Regions from separate parts of the Homo sapiens genome. Here region 2 is linked to region 1. The links are chromatin contacts, found by Hi-C or POLR2A ChIA-PET in ENCODE. All regions are on one chromosome and are shown on one strand. The core of a region is the stretch at or near the end of the contact, and the rest is flanking DNA. Distances in the headings are between cores, read along the strand shown. Region 1 overlaps ZMIZ1 (zinc finger MIZ-type containing 1). Region 2 overlaps ZMIZ1 (zinc finger MIZ-type containing 1).

Evidence for each region. A loop is a pair of places that touch in the nucleus more often than their neighbours do. ChIA-PET counts read pairs that join two places held with the same protein, here RNA polymerase II (POLR2A). Pooled maps may share reads with other maps.
Region 2: a map of endothelial cell of hepatic sinusoid shows a loop between it and region 1 (3-fold over the local background). The contact joins two enhancer-like sites. A Hi-C loop is called at or near these places in 9 of 168 maps with a recorded cell type or tissue (HepG2, K562, PC-3 and 6 more), 2 of 37 single-sample maps with no recorded cell type and 6 of 50 pooled maps. POLR2A ChIA-PET finds 5 or more read pairs at or near these places in 7 of 52 experiments (AG04450, H1, IMR-90 and 4 more).

The regions. Positions count from the first base shown.
Region 1 is chr10:79,135,173-79,141,660 of GRCh38, forward strand. ZMIZ1 (zinc finger MIZ-type containing 1) reads left to right here. Exons shown (of 25, transcript NM_020338.4): 3 at 4,510-4,605. Among named protein-coding and RNA genes, the nearest start is that of ZMIZ1, 69 kb to the left of the region's middle. RefSeq lists an enhancer at 2,075-2,755, a cis regulatory region at 2,460-2,960 and a silencer at 2,546-2,705. Within about 2 kb of position 2,784, at least 19 of the 41 ENCODE cell types and tissues checked have a DNase peak (open chromatin) inside an H3K27ac peak, as active enhancers do; they include IMR-90 and heart left ventricle, where a contact is called at or near this core.
Region 2 is chr10:79,173,629-79,180,116 of GRCh38, forward strand. All of the region lies in intron 4 of ZMIZ1 (zinc finger MIZ-type containing 1), which reads left to right. Among named protein-coding and RNA genes, the nearest start is that of ZMIZ1, 110 kb to the left of the region's middle. RefSeq lists enhancers at 4,195-4,811, 4,812-5,428 and a silencer at 6,024-6,318. Within about 2 kb of position 3,508, at least 15 of the 41 ENCODE cell types and tissues checked have a DNase peak (open chromatin) inside an H3K27ac peak, as active enhancers do; they include IMR-90 and heart left ventricle, where a contact is called at or near this core.

The DNA.
Region 1 (6,488 bases), core at 1,534-4,033:
CCTAATAAGGTGGGTTATTTGATAACTTGAGGAGGGTCTGAGAAGACCAGGTCAGGAGGCCAGGCAGTTGAGGTCAGGGTCAGCAGTGACCTGGGGCAAGGTGGGCCAGGTCTGCAGCCACCACTGCCCCATCCCATGACTGGGCAGATGGTGCCCTCAGATTGTGCCCTTCTCTCCCCAGCCCTGCAGTTGGTCAGAATTAGCCCACAAGAGAGCAGTCATTTGTCCTCCTAAAGGTAGTTTCACTGGGACTCTGTTGGGGGAGGCCAGGAGGTTGGACATTACCCCATTTCCCACCAAGCCACCAGTTGCGAGTGTGTCACTTCACATGGACATGCGGTGCACCTGTTTCCCCTGGCATTGATAGGTGAGACACTGACTGGCCCCTGTTCTCTTTCTTCCTGGCCAATCTGAAAATGCCCAGTTCTCGAGTTAAAGGGATAACAGCTTTGACAAGGCCAGGTGTTGTCTGGGTGGCCAGAGAGCTAAGGGTCAGGGTCAGCGTGGCCCATTGGCCCATTGGAGATCCCCAAGGCTTTGGGGTCCAAGGGCCAGGGTTCCAGGCCTGGCTGCTGCTTCCCAAAGCGTCAGTCTCCTCCTCTATAAGATGGGGACAGTTGTGCTGAAAGGGTTCTGAGGGTCATGTGCAAAGTGTCCCTCAAAGGAAGACTCAGTACAGCCGGCAGTGAGCCCAGTTCCAGGGGCCCTCTCGGCCACCCACCCACCCGCCGCCGCTGTGTCTGTGCCGCCAGAGATCTCCCTCTCATCAGCCCCTTTATCGCCCTGTACACAATCAGGGGAAGCTGGGAAGGCCGCTGGGGCTGAGGGCAGATGGAAAACAAAGAGAGAAAACAAAGGCACTGCTCCTAGGGGGCCAAAAGGCACCTGCCTCCTCCCCCAGGCCTGGCCTTGGCCACCCCAGTCCTCCAGGATCTGCCCCACCCCTCCAGAAGGATAGTCTCAGAACTCATGTAGGTCACCACTCTCAGGGGACCCTCAGGAAGTCACTCGTCTCCAGGCCACCTTTTCTTATCTGTAAAATGAGAGAATTGGACAACAGGCCATGTGACTTTTGGCAAACCTTCCCCCTCTCCCCACCCTCCAGGGTCTCCTTGGGGCAGGCCCAGCTCGTCTCTAGGACCCCCCAGCCTGTCCCAGGAAGTCAAGATGGTGCCCACTTCTGTCTGTGGCAAGGACCCCAGCCCTGCCTTGGGCAGGGTGAGGTAAACAGGAGGCCCCTGTTTCCTGCCGAGATCTTGGGGTGTGCTGGGTGCTCAGTGCATCTGTGTGGAATGAATGAATTATTTCATCAGAAGGGGGCCTACTCAGAGTCAGCCCTAGGTTGCTGCTGCTGTTGAAGCCTCTCAGGGAAGGAGACCCTTCTGGTCACTTGAGGGAGGTGGAGAGAAGTGGTGAAGGGCTGGCAATGGCATCCCTGCCAGGCTGTCTGGGTTCACATCTTGGTTGTGTGACCTTGGACTGGTTTCTTAACCTTCTGTTTCCTCATCTTTAAAAATTGGTTATAGTACTGACCTCATAGGTTGTGGTAAGATTAAGTGGATTAATTTACATAAAGTGCTTAGAACAGTACAGCTAAAGGTTAAATATCACTATCCATTTCATCACTCTTATTATGATTAGAGGGAGGCTTACAGGGAAGCACATGAAGATTAGGCATCCTGGCCTCTCCTGGGCACAGCCCTGGTGAAGGCTGGGAATTGCTGGGAGCTATAGAGTGTTCTAGGTGGGAGGGGCAGCAGTTTGCAAACAGGAACATTTCTATGTAAGTATTTCTGGTAAACTGTTAAACAGGGGCCTCATGAGAAAGGGGCATGGATTCCTAAGAATATAGGAATTTGTTGTGATTTCTTTTCTGATTCTAAATATATATTTGTAATGTTAAATAATTTTTAAAACAGGGCCTCCAAAATTGTATAAGCCTCAGGCCCTGCAACCTGAGCTGTTCCTGATTGTTTCTGTTATTGTGATTGTATTTCTGTGGCCCAGCCCTGTGCTGCCCACTTTGGTGGTCCTGACAGGATGGCCCAGCCTTGGGGTCCCAGGGACCTGTCTTCTCACCCTATGGACAGCGGTGTTATGTGCAGGCTGGCCTCTGAGCTGTAGTCTACACTTCACACCCCAGATGGAGGGAGCTCTGAGGGAGCAGACAAAGGAAAATGGGTACCTCAGGGAAGGTCTCTGAAGGAGTCTTCTCTGCATATGCAGGACACAGAGCCCTGTGCCCAGAGGCTTAGTGGCCAGCCCTGCTGCTCCTACTCACCCGGACTAGGTGTGGCAGGCCAGGCCCCTCTCCCTTCCCACTCCCCCTCGGTATGTGCCCTGGTGGACAGGCAGGGGCGGGTGGGGCCGTGGGAAGCAGGCTGCTGAGTTGGAACAGTCACCCCTACAGTGGTCGTTGAGTGGCTGGCTGTGCACCAAGCTTCAGGTTCCTGCCGGGTGCAGACCCAGAATGGTCCTTGCCCTCTGGGAGCTCTCCCGGTAACTGGGACCACAAGATTTGCACCTGGAAGGGCTAGGGGTGAGCAGGGGAAGGCTGTACTAGACCCATCTCTCTCCGAGAGGAGGCAGGAGAGCCCAGAGGTCGTGAGGGCTGGACCCTGGGGGAGGACCTCTGAGAGGACGGGCCCTCGGCTGGGGGGGGGGTGCTCCTAGGGTGGGCGCTGTGGGCCCTGGCGCCTCTGCCAGCAGCAGGGCCTCTCGGCCCGGGCTCTGACAGGGACATTTATAACTCACAGCTGTGCGGTCCTGGGCCCAACTGACTGTGGTAAACCGATCTGGCTTCAGGAAGTCCCGTCCCGAGGCCACTCCCCATCCCGACCCCCACACTCTCCTTCACCTCCTGACACCCACATCCTGTTCTCAGCGGGAGGGGCAGGCGGCGGGCACTGGGCCAGGGGCCCAGCCAGGGTCTCCAACCTGTGGGCAGAGTGGGAAAGGACAGAGAGCAGCAGTGAGGCCCCAGTGCTGCGGGGTGCCCACCATTGCCAGCCTCCTCTCAAAGCACACACAGGGAGGCAGAGGCCCAGAGGCAGTGCAAGGCCCCCAGGAGCCCACAGGGTCAGAGCGCCAAGAGCATAGGTTGTAGGGCTCAGGGGAATGTTCTGCGCCTCCAGATCTACCTAGAAAGGGGATTCGCCTTCTGGCCTCTGTGGACCCACTCCAGCCAAAAGGAGCCTGACCGGAGGGGCAGAGTGAACCAGAGGCCTCAGAGAATGCTGGGAAAGACGCCATTTTGGGCCCTGGGCCTTGGGCTGGCCCTCCTTTGGGACACCCCGTCCCCAAGATGCTTCGTGCCCATCCCACCTAGATCCTCCCAGCCTAGTTCAAGTGTGGGGCCAAAAATGGTCTTGCCCAGTGCTAGAAAGAGAGACAGTACTAAAGGCTGCAGCACACCATGGCTCTGACCCCTTACATCCCTTGGCCTGATACAATGACCAGTTCTTGGGCCCCATCAGCCAGCCCGCCCCTCCTCCATGCCTCTCCCTCTTCTTCTGCACAACGTTTGCCAAAGCTTGGCCCAGGTAAATCTGGTAGTCTACAGCAAGATTCTAGAATTAGATAGTACCCAACAGGACATACATTTTTGTTTTACTAGTTACAATTTATTAAAGAGTATCAGAAATATATAACTAGCCTATCAAATCAATTATTTCAAGGGCATGATTGCTTTGGACAAGGCCAGATTTATTGGAGCTTAAAAAAAAAGTGAGTGGAAGGTGAACATTAAATTAAGTCATCACACAGGTAGATCTCAGCTCAGACCAAGAATCCTAAAGAGCGTGGAGGAAGAGCTGAAGTTTGGGGAGCACAATCTAACTCATCACCAGGACTCTTTTCTGCTTTAAACTCTGCATCTGGGCCTCCTCTCCCAGTTATAAGCAAAACAGCCAGCCCTGAACCTTGTAGGAGGGGCAAGGGAGTGAGCTGGTTTTCCCGAGGTGCGTACACACATAAAATGGCTCCGAGTGTTGGTCAGGGATCTGGTGAGCAATTCATAATGAGGAAAGAATTCAGGCAGGGGTCACAGAGTGGCTTTGGAAGTGGCTGCCGGCCGGCCGTGTGAGATAATTCCCCGAAGCCAGGCACGGCGCAGAGAGGAGGCCACGGCAAGGGCTTTGTACACCCGGCTAAAAATACCCCCGACAGCTTCTCCCTGTCACCCTGCCTGGGGGCCGTACAGGAAAGTGATGCTGTTCTGCTTTTCCTACTAAGAAGAGAAAGACAACACAAAGTCCCCAGTCCTGGAAGAAACAAAACTTATATTTATATATTTTTCAAAATCCCACTAGGAGGAATTGGCTTGCTGGTTGGAGTGTGGCTGGGCGGGGAAGACACAGCCAGCTCTGATAAATCAGGCATCCCGGGGTGTGCTTAAGTGACCCAAGAGGCCGCTGAGATTAGCTTGGCGGCAGGGACAGAGGTGGGAGGGGAGTGGACGGCACACCGGCCTGCTCTCACACACGTCTCATCTCTCCCCTGTGTACCCAGGAGGAAGAGGAGGAGGCCCGTTGGCGTCGGACCAATGCTGCAAGGGGTGTGAGGAGAGGAGCCGCTGTTTTTCACTGAGCTGCCATACCCCGAAAGGTAACACCAGCCCCCGATGCCCAGGCCATACCATCACCTTTGCCTAAGCCTGGGCAGGGGCAAGCCCTAGCAGCCCAGAAGTGCTGTGGCTGGACCAGAGCTGAGGGTTTTCAGCTGCTTCTCACAGCCTTTCCTGGGCCTGGCTGCAGGGCCTCTCTATAACTCCTTGTGTGGTGCTCATACTGCCAGAAAAGGCTTCTGGGTGTCAGTTTGTCTGTCTCCAAAATGGGGCACTGGGCTCAGGTCCTGTACTTACCTCAGTTCTCAAGGATTCTGTGAGTCAGTTGTGTCTGATTTGGTTGAGCCATCTTAGCAGCCTGGCTCAGTTGGAACTCTAGGGCTGTAGCCAGGGGTCCCAGCCTTTGTGGATGCTGGATTCTAAGGCTACGAGGTCCACAGTGCCATGTGGGGCTTGAGAAGGGAGGATTTTCCAAAGCAGACCTGGCTGGAGATGTGCTTCACTGGGGATGTGGCTGTGGTCTCCTTTGTGGCAGCATTCAAAATTCCAAAGTTCTCCCTGTCAGCTCTGGGCAAGAATTATTATCTGCATTTTCAGACCACGAGAACAAGGCACAGGGAAGTTAATGGTGCCTGCCAGGGATCACACAGCTAGCTCTGGCCACGCCACAGCAGCTTGGCTTCATCCTATTTGCCATACCAGCTTCTATGCTTTTACTTCGACCGTACTGCACTCATCCTCTCAAGAGAAGTTCTGCTTTTGAGGCCAAGCAACCACTAGTCTGTATTGTGTGCCTGTGAGACCCATCCCTCCATCCATCCATCATCCATCCACTTACCTGTCCATCTCTCCATCCATCCCTCTTTCTTTTAGTCCTTCCACACTCATCCACCCATTCATCCCTCCACCACCTATCCGTCCTTCCATCCAACTACTTACCCACCCATTCCCCCCATCCACCCATCTATTTACTCTTTAATTCACTCATCAAATATTCATGGACTCTCACACCAGGCCAGGCCCGCATTAAGGGCTGGGGTTTTTGTTTTTGTTTTTGTTTTTTTGAGGCAGGGTCTCATTCTGTCACCCAGGTTGGAGTGCAGTGACACGAACATGATTCACTGCAGCCTCGACCTCCCAGGCTGAAGCGATTCTCCCACCTCAGCCTCCCGTGTAGCTGGGACTACAGGCATGCACCGCCACGCCCAGCTGATTTTTAAATTTTTGTGGAGACGGGGTCTCACTTCGTTGTCCGGGGGTGGGTTTTGAAGACAGAGCCAATTTAGCCCTGCCCTGAGAGGGTGTGGTGTGCAATGGAGTACGACTCAGATCCCAGAGCCAGACTGAGTTCCATAAGGCAGTGCTCAAAGCCTGTGTGGTGACCATGACGACACAGGGGACGAGGGAGAGGGGACGTGGCTGATTCTGCAGGCAGACATTCGGGGAGGAGGAGGCGGCATTGCTCATGCATTCATTCCCCAGGTGTTGACCGAGAAAGTCTGTCAGGAACTCTTTAAGTTCAGAGATATAGCAGGGAATAAAGCAGACAAAACTCCCTGCCCTTACGGCGCTTGTACTCTCGTGAGGAGGCATGGATGATAAATACCTAAAAAGTGAATAGGTCAGGTGACGCTAAGTTTTAAGAAGACAAATTTAGCCAGGTAGGAGCACAGAGTCTACAGTGTAAAGTACTCTTTCACTAGCCAAGGAAAGCTTTTTTTTTTGAGACAGGGTCTCACTCTGTCACTGTAACCTCGACCTCCCCAGCTGAAGTGATTCTCCCACCTCAGCCCCCTGAGTAGCTGGGACTACAGGCACACACCATCATGCCTGGCTAATTAGTGTACTTTTAGTAGAGATGGGGTTTTCCCATGTTGCCCAGGCTGGTCTCGAACTCCTGGACTTAAGTGATCCACCTGCCTCA
Region 2 (6,488 bases), core at 2,258-4,757, 39 kb after region 1:
CAAATCTTTGCTGTTAATCACTATGTTATCCTGTAGAGTGTGTGTTATGTGTTGGGGGAATCTTAATGGTAGCTGTGTTAATTAGCACTTACCCCAGTCATTTTATATGTATTATCTAATTTAATCTTCATAGAAATCTGTTTCAAGTATGAGTAAACTGAAGAACAGAGACGCTAGGTAATATGCTCGTGATCACACAGCCACTGGGAGGTAGGATTAGAATTTGAACGCGGCTCCATCTAACTTTCAAGCCTGAACCCTCAGCCAGACCCTGGCACAGAGCATCCACCCCAAGGGACCGAGACCCCTGCCAACCAGAAAGATCAGGGAAGCTTCTTGGAGGGCATGTCAGAATTTGTTTCCGATGGAGCTGGTCTGTAAACTTCAGGTTCCCTGACCTCCCAAGGGCTCTTGCTCATCCTCAGATTGCTTCATGGGGCCCACTTGCTGGGTGCTTGGAGGGTGAGGTGCATCGTGGGTGCATTCCTCAGATCCCACTGGGATTGCTGAAGCGGCCAGCACAGGTTGCACCCACCAGCTTTGGGGCAGGCCTGCCCATATTAGATTGCAGCTTGGAGCCCTTCTCAGCATCACCCAGGACAGTTCTCTCAGCCAGGGTGGGGTCAGCGTCGGGGACACCGGGGACACACAGCTCCCACTGGGAGGGGCAGGGAAGGGCCGTGACCAACTGGACAGAAGAGAGTTAGTGAAGACAAAGGCACGCCAATCCCTGGACTCCCAGTTGTCGGCTCCAAAGGGATGAGTAGGAGAAGTGGCAGGTGGTGAGGCCCTGCCAGTAGATTGCACCTCCATTTGATGGGCAGTGGGGAGCCGGTGAGGGTTTTGATCTGTAGAATGACTGTGTGCCATTTCTCACTGAGTTTTCATAGAAACCTAGCATGTCAGAGGACAGAGACCAAACACTGTCAGGAGAGTGGCTCTGCTCCCCTGGGTGCTGGCAGGGAAGGGATGCTCATGTTGGGAATCCCCTTTGTAGCTGAGATGTCCTTTTGCAAGTCTGGTCTTTAAAATCCAAGCCCAGTTGGTGTGGGGCATAGAAGAGCTCAAAGTGTTAATTCAGAAATGTGGCTGAGTTTGGGGGAGGAGTGCACAGAAAACACGTGACACACACAAGATGCAGGCTCAGTGTAAAACTCTGGATGCCAGAGGCTGGGGGATCCGAGGGTCCAACAGTCCCACCCCCTTTGGATGGGAGAAACTGAGGACATAAGGGGCTTTGCCCGAAGAAGCCCAGGCCATTGCAGAGGAGGGCGCAGCATCCCCAGGTGACACCTGCCCTCCATGGGGGCTTTCCTCCTTCCATTGTGTGTCTTTGACCTTCCTCCCAGGCCTCTCTCTGAGCGTGAGCTGAGGCTGAGGGTTGGAGCCAGCTAGGAAAGAGAAGAGCCAATGTGTACCTTCCAGGTCACCTCACCAGGCTTCACAGGTACAGAGCAAGGGGGTCCTCGCAAGGAGCCAGTGGGGACTCAGTGGCCTGTCTTAGACATTGGTATCATAGCACCCAGATAGGGAGGGAGACCACTGGTGGCAGCAAGCCTTACGCTAATTCATGACCCAAAAGAAACCCCGAGCAGTCTGCCCAGGGTGGGGCAGCTGCCCCGAGGTGTCCTCTGCCCACCTGTTTCTGTCCCACTGCCCTCACGCTTCTTAGCAGCCACAGCTGCCCGTCTGCCTCTGGCTCTGGCTCTGCCTCCTTCTGTGTGTGGGCCTCCTCTCGTGATCATGCCTGTATTTCCCAGTGCTCCTTGCTCACCCATTTTTGTCTGTCTGGCATCGTGTCTCTCACTTGGGTTTGTCCTGCCCCGATCAGCTGGGTTGTACCACCCCAGAGGGCACCCTTCCTGCAGGAGGCCTCCTCTCTATCGCTGGGTTGGGCTGGGCTCCACCTTGGTGCTTGCTTGCCTCTGAGGACTTCTCTAATCTGTGCACTCTGCGTGTGTGTGTGTGTGTGTGTGTGTGTGTGTGTGTGTGTGTGTGTGTGGAGGTTTTTACAGACCCGCATGTATGTGTCCCTCCCCCTGGCCACCACACCCTTCACACCACTCATCTCTGCCCATCCTTGGGCTGGGCTCAGGTTCCTCCCCACTCCCCATGGGCCAGCCAGCAGGAAGGCAACCTGCAGCCACAGTGTGGAGCCCACTCCTTGCAGGCAGCCCCGGCATTCCTGGCTGCAGCAAACCCTCCGGGCTTAGCCCACAGGACTCCTGGGAGCCGGTGTGAGCCTGGCCATCATCCAGCCTGGAGAGTGGCTCCTGTTTGAAAGCAGGAATGTCCTGGATGGGAAAAGGCAGAGAGGGGAGAGTTTGTGAATAAAACAAACAAACAAGGGATTATTTTCCCTGAAAATGTGCCCTTTGTCTAATGCTGGAGCTCAGGGAGTCCCAGAAAGTGAGAAACCAGGGCACAGGGAGGGCACTGTGCATCCTGGGCTGGGGCTGGAGGACACAATGGAGGGAGGGGATGGGGCAGCCACACAGACCGCACGTGTTCCGGAGGCCCAACGGGCCAGGATGACATTCCAGGGCCATTTCAACTGCCTCTCGAAATGTCATTAATATATGGCTAGCGGGGAGAGCTCCCAGGCTTCTCCAAACCCACCGTGTGAGTGGAGCCCCCTCCAGCCACCACCACTTAGTCATTTAGCAGATGTTTACTTAGTACCTATGATGGACCAGCGCTCTTCTGAGTATTTGGGATGCCTCTGAGCAAGAGACTGGGTGTCTGCGTCATGGAGCTGACAGTCTGGCAGGGGAGGAGAGAGGCATAGATCTTAGAGCTCCGAGGTCTTCCTGACAGTCCAACCCAGTCACCCTCCCAATCATACTGCTGGAATCCTGAGGCTCAGGGAGGTAGGGAGTCAGCCCTCCATCCTCCTGGTGCCAAGGCACAGCCCATTGGCATAACATTCGGTGCACACTGGCTGAATGAACACCCCTCTTGCAAGCATTGCTCAGTTTACCGAGAATTTCCCAGAAGCACCTGGGGATAGGAGGGGCTGGCAAGGACCTGCTTGATAGCAAGGCTTTTGGAGGTTGCAGGATCTAGACTGGGAGAGGTGTGCAGTGGAGGTGAGCTGCCATCACTGTCATCGTCCCCCTTTGCCCATCAACCCCGTTGGGAATTTGCCAGTCTGGGTTGAGGTCAGTCTTTCTTCACTAATAATCTGATGGCATTGGGAAGTCTCTTTTCTCTGTGGGCCTCAGTTTCCCCATCTACCCAGTAAGAAGGTAGGACTGGCTGATGTGAGCTCCAGGAGGCCAGGGATTGGAGTTTGTGGCAATGTGTCTCCAGTGCATCTGCTGCTGACAAAACCGTGTAAACTGTGCCATGCACTGGGAATGAGGCCCCTCAGGGATCCCACAAGAGGCCCCCTGGGTCCTGGGACCCCACCCGGCCTGTCTCGGTTCCCAGCTGCAGCAGGGCCTGGGCTTGCTCTCCCCAGACAGCCGGGCCAGTGAAGCGTGGGCCTGCTCACAGCGCCTGGCAGGGACCTGTAAATTGAAAACATGATGTTTCCTGTTGGGGCTGGACTCAGTGTGGCCTTGGAAAGCTGGCCTCGCTCTCAGGAAGCCCTGCTCCCCACAGCACCGCCACAAAAACAGTGGAAAAGTGAAGCCTTTTCAAGTCTGTGTTTCCACTGTAAACAGGGGATGAAAGCTGGCCTCGCCTCCTGGAGCTGTTCAGGCCAGGCTCCTCGGCCCTGTCTTTGGAGGCACCTCAGCTGCCCCTCTGCCCCAGACAGCACCCCTCTAACTGGAGAAGCCGCCCTGTGCCCCCAGTTGACAAAGGCTTACAGGTTTAGTTCAAGCACACCCAGACCCGTTAGTCCTCGTATCCACCCTGCGAGGTGAGAAGGGCCGGGGGAGATCAGCAGAGCACAGAGAGGCATAGGACTTGCCGAAACACACACCACCAAGGGAAGGCAGACCCGGACCCTGCCTCCTGCCCCGGGATGTCCTCACAGGGCCTGCAGTCCCTGAGGAGGCTCTTGTGTGTGGCCCTGGGTGCCTAAGCACAGATGCTGCCTAACCCAACATGAGCTTGACTTTGGCCTGTAAATGGAGAATCTCACACATTTAGTGGAAGTGACTTATTTTAAACTTTAATAATGTCCTTTTTTTCCTTATTGTAAAGTATATGCATGCTTGCTGCAGAAAGTCTGGAAGTCAGAAAAGTGAAGGAAGAAAAATAAAACTGCCCTGTAGTCCTCCCACCCAGAGGTCATCCTGGTCATCATTCTAGTATGTTTCTTTCTGGTCACCTTATAATTTTCTTTTCTTCTCTTTTGGACTAAGTCACGAGGAGGCTTCAGAGTCATTCAGTGCTCCTATTAGACATGATCCTTAATGGCCACATGGTGGGGTCTTAGGAGGGGCCAGGGCAGTATCCTCATCACAAGCAGCTTGCTGCTGGCTTGGGCTGGGTGTGATGGGGTGCTGCTGGGGACTCTGGGGAGATGCCCCCCACCCTGCAGCATAATTCATGGTGAGGGCAGCTTGGCCGGGACCCTCATGCTAGAAAGTCTTCCAGTGGCTCTGATTAACTGTGTGACTCTGGCCCACCTGTCCTGTCTCCCCATCTGTGAACTGGGCAAATGGGCCCCATTCGAGTGCTCATGGCCGCCCTTCAGCCTGCTACCAAGGCACTGCTTACTGACAACCTGCAGGTGTGGCCACGCAGTCCCTTACTCAGTTGGTCGTGAACAGAGTGCCTACTGTGTGTTGGTGAGTGACGCCTACCAGAGGCGCCATTCTCTCCACCATCACCCCTCCTATGTTCCTGCCCCTTTTAACCTGCAAGCCCATCCAGCTCTCCTCCTCCCTGACCCCTCACCAGTTGGAGCTGGAGCCCAGCTGGGCGGGGGTGAAGGAGGTCCCAGGAGGAGCCATCTTCAGCCCCTTCTGCCCTGGTGACATCCTTGGTGGCCCTGAGACAGCTTTATGGAAGACAGATTAAGGCTATCTCCTCCTGGTGGGTTCATGTCTTCACTTTTCAAGCCCTGCTCTGAGTTCTCCACAGCGGCATCCCTGCCCCACCCCTCCCCCACCCCCGCATGCTTCCTTCCCTCCTGCTCTAATCTGTCAGCCCAGCCGGAGAGAGGGCCACTGGTCTCCAAGGTGATTGAATTATTGTGGGGGAGACAGGCCAGGGTTTTCTGCGTGAGTGCTTTTGGCTTCCTGCCCTTGGAGAGGGGCTGGGGGAGGTGTGTGGTGGCAACCATGGGCCGTGGATCTCCCAGACAGCCCTGCTCTCCCAAGCCAGGGCCGCATGAAGCCCTGCCCCCGCCTGGCTCAGCGCTGCTCTGCTCTGGCCCAGGTTCCACCTCCAGAGGAGTGGGCCCATCTCAGTCCAGACCCTGGAGGAAGGAGAGGAGTCGGGCAGCTGTGACTGCTGACTCACACATGAACATTTCTTAAACATCTGCTATCTCTGTGCTGCAGGCCAGGAACCCAGGATGGAGAAGAAGAGGGATGCTAGCACATAAAACACTTACTGTATGTGCCAGCCCTCCAAGGGTAACTCCAAGAGTTAATGTTACTGGTAGCAACAGGTAAAAGTTACTGGCCTCAGTTTTATAGCTGAGAAGGGTGCCTGATATGAATTCCTTCTCCCACTCACCTGTGGACTCCTAGAGAACAGGGGCTCTGTCTGGGTTCTGTCTGGATCCCTAGGGACTGCAGAAGGCCAGCCACTCAGATGGGACCTAGTTAGTGCCTGGTGAACTCAGTTCTACTAGAGTAAGAGAGGTGAGGTAACTAGTATGAGGTCACACAGCCAGAAACAGAACCCCATTTTGCCTGGCTCTGCACCCGCACTCAGTCTCTGGGGCACCACGCCTCTTCCAGGCTGAGTGTTGGCAAAGAGGCCTGCCATCTAGCTGGCACTGCCCAGCCACATGCCCACTGTGGTGAGCTGAGAGAGAGCTGAGTGGCTGCAGGTCTCAGCCTCTTCCCACTGGTGTGCTTCAGTCTGCTGGTCAGGCCCCACGCACCGTCTCCCTGCAGTCTGCTTCTTCCCTGGGAAGGAGGGGCCAAGAGGGGAAAGCCCCTCTCTCTGCCCTGCTCCACACTCTAGCTCATGGAAATGAAAAACACATTGGCTTCATTATCCCTGGATTGAATGAGCAGGGTTGCCATGGCAACAGCCATCTCAGGCCCACAAGGGGGCAGAGGAGGGGCTGGCAAGGCCGAGGCAGGTGGGGACCAGGCAGTGGGTGAGCAGGCACTCCAGGCAGGCAGGCCACAGGGACAACCGCCACGCATGCCACCACCCTCTCTCAGAGGCCAGTGTCAGATCAGCATCCTGGGGCCAACGGGGCAGGCTGGGCCTGTCTTCCACTGACCTGCCCCTCATCCACTCGTTCTGTCTCCTATCCACCTGTCCCCTTCCTGCAGGGTGCCGAGGGTGGAGACGGGCCCCCACAGCACCATGAAGATGAAGGAGACAGGTGGAGAGAACAAGGGAAG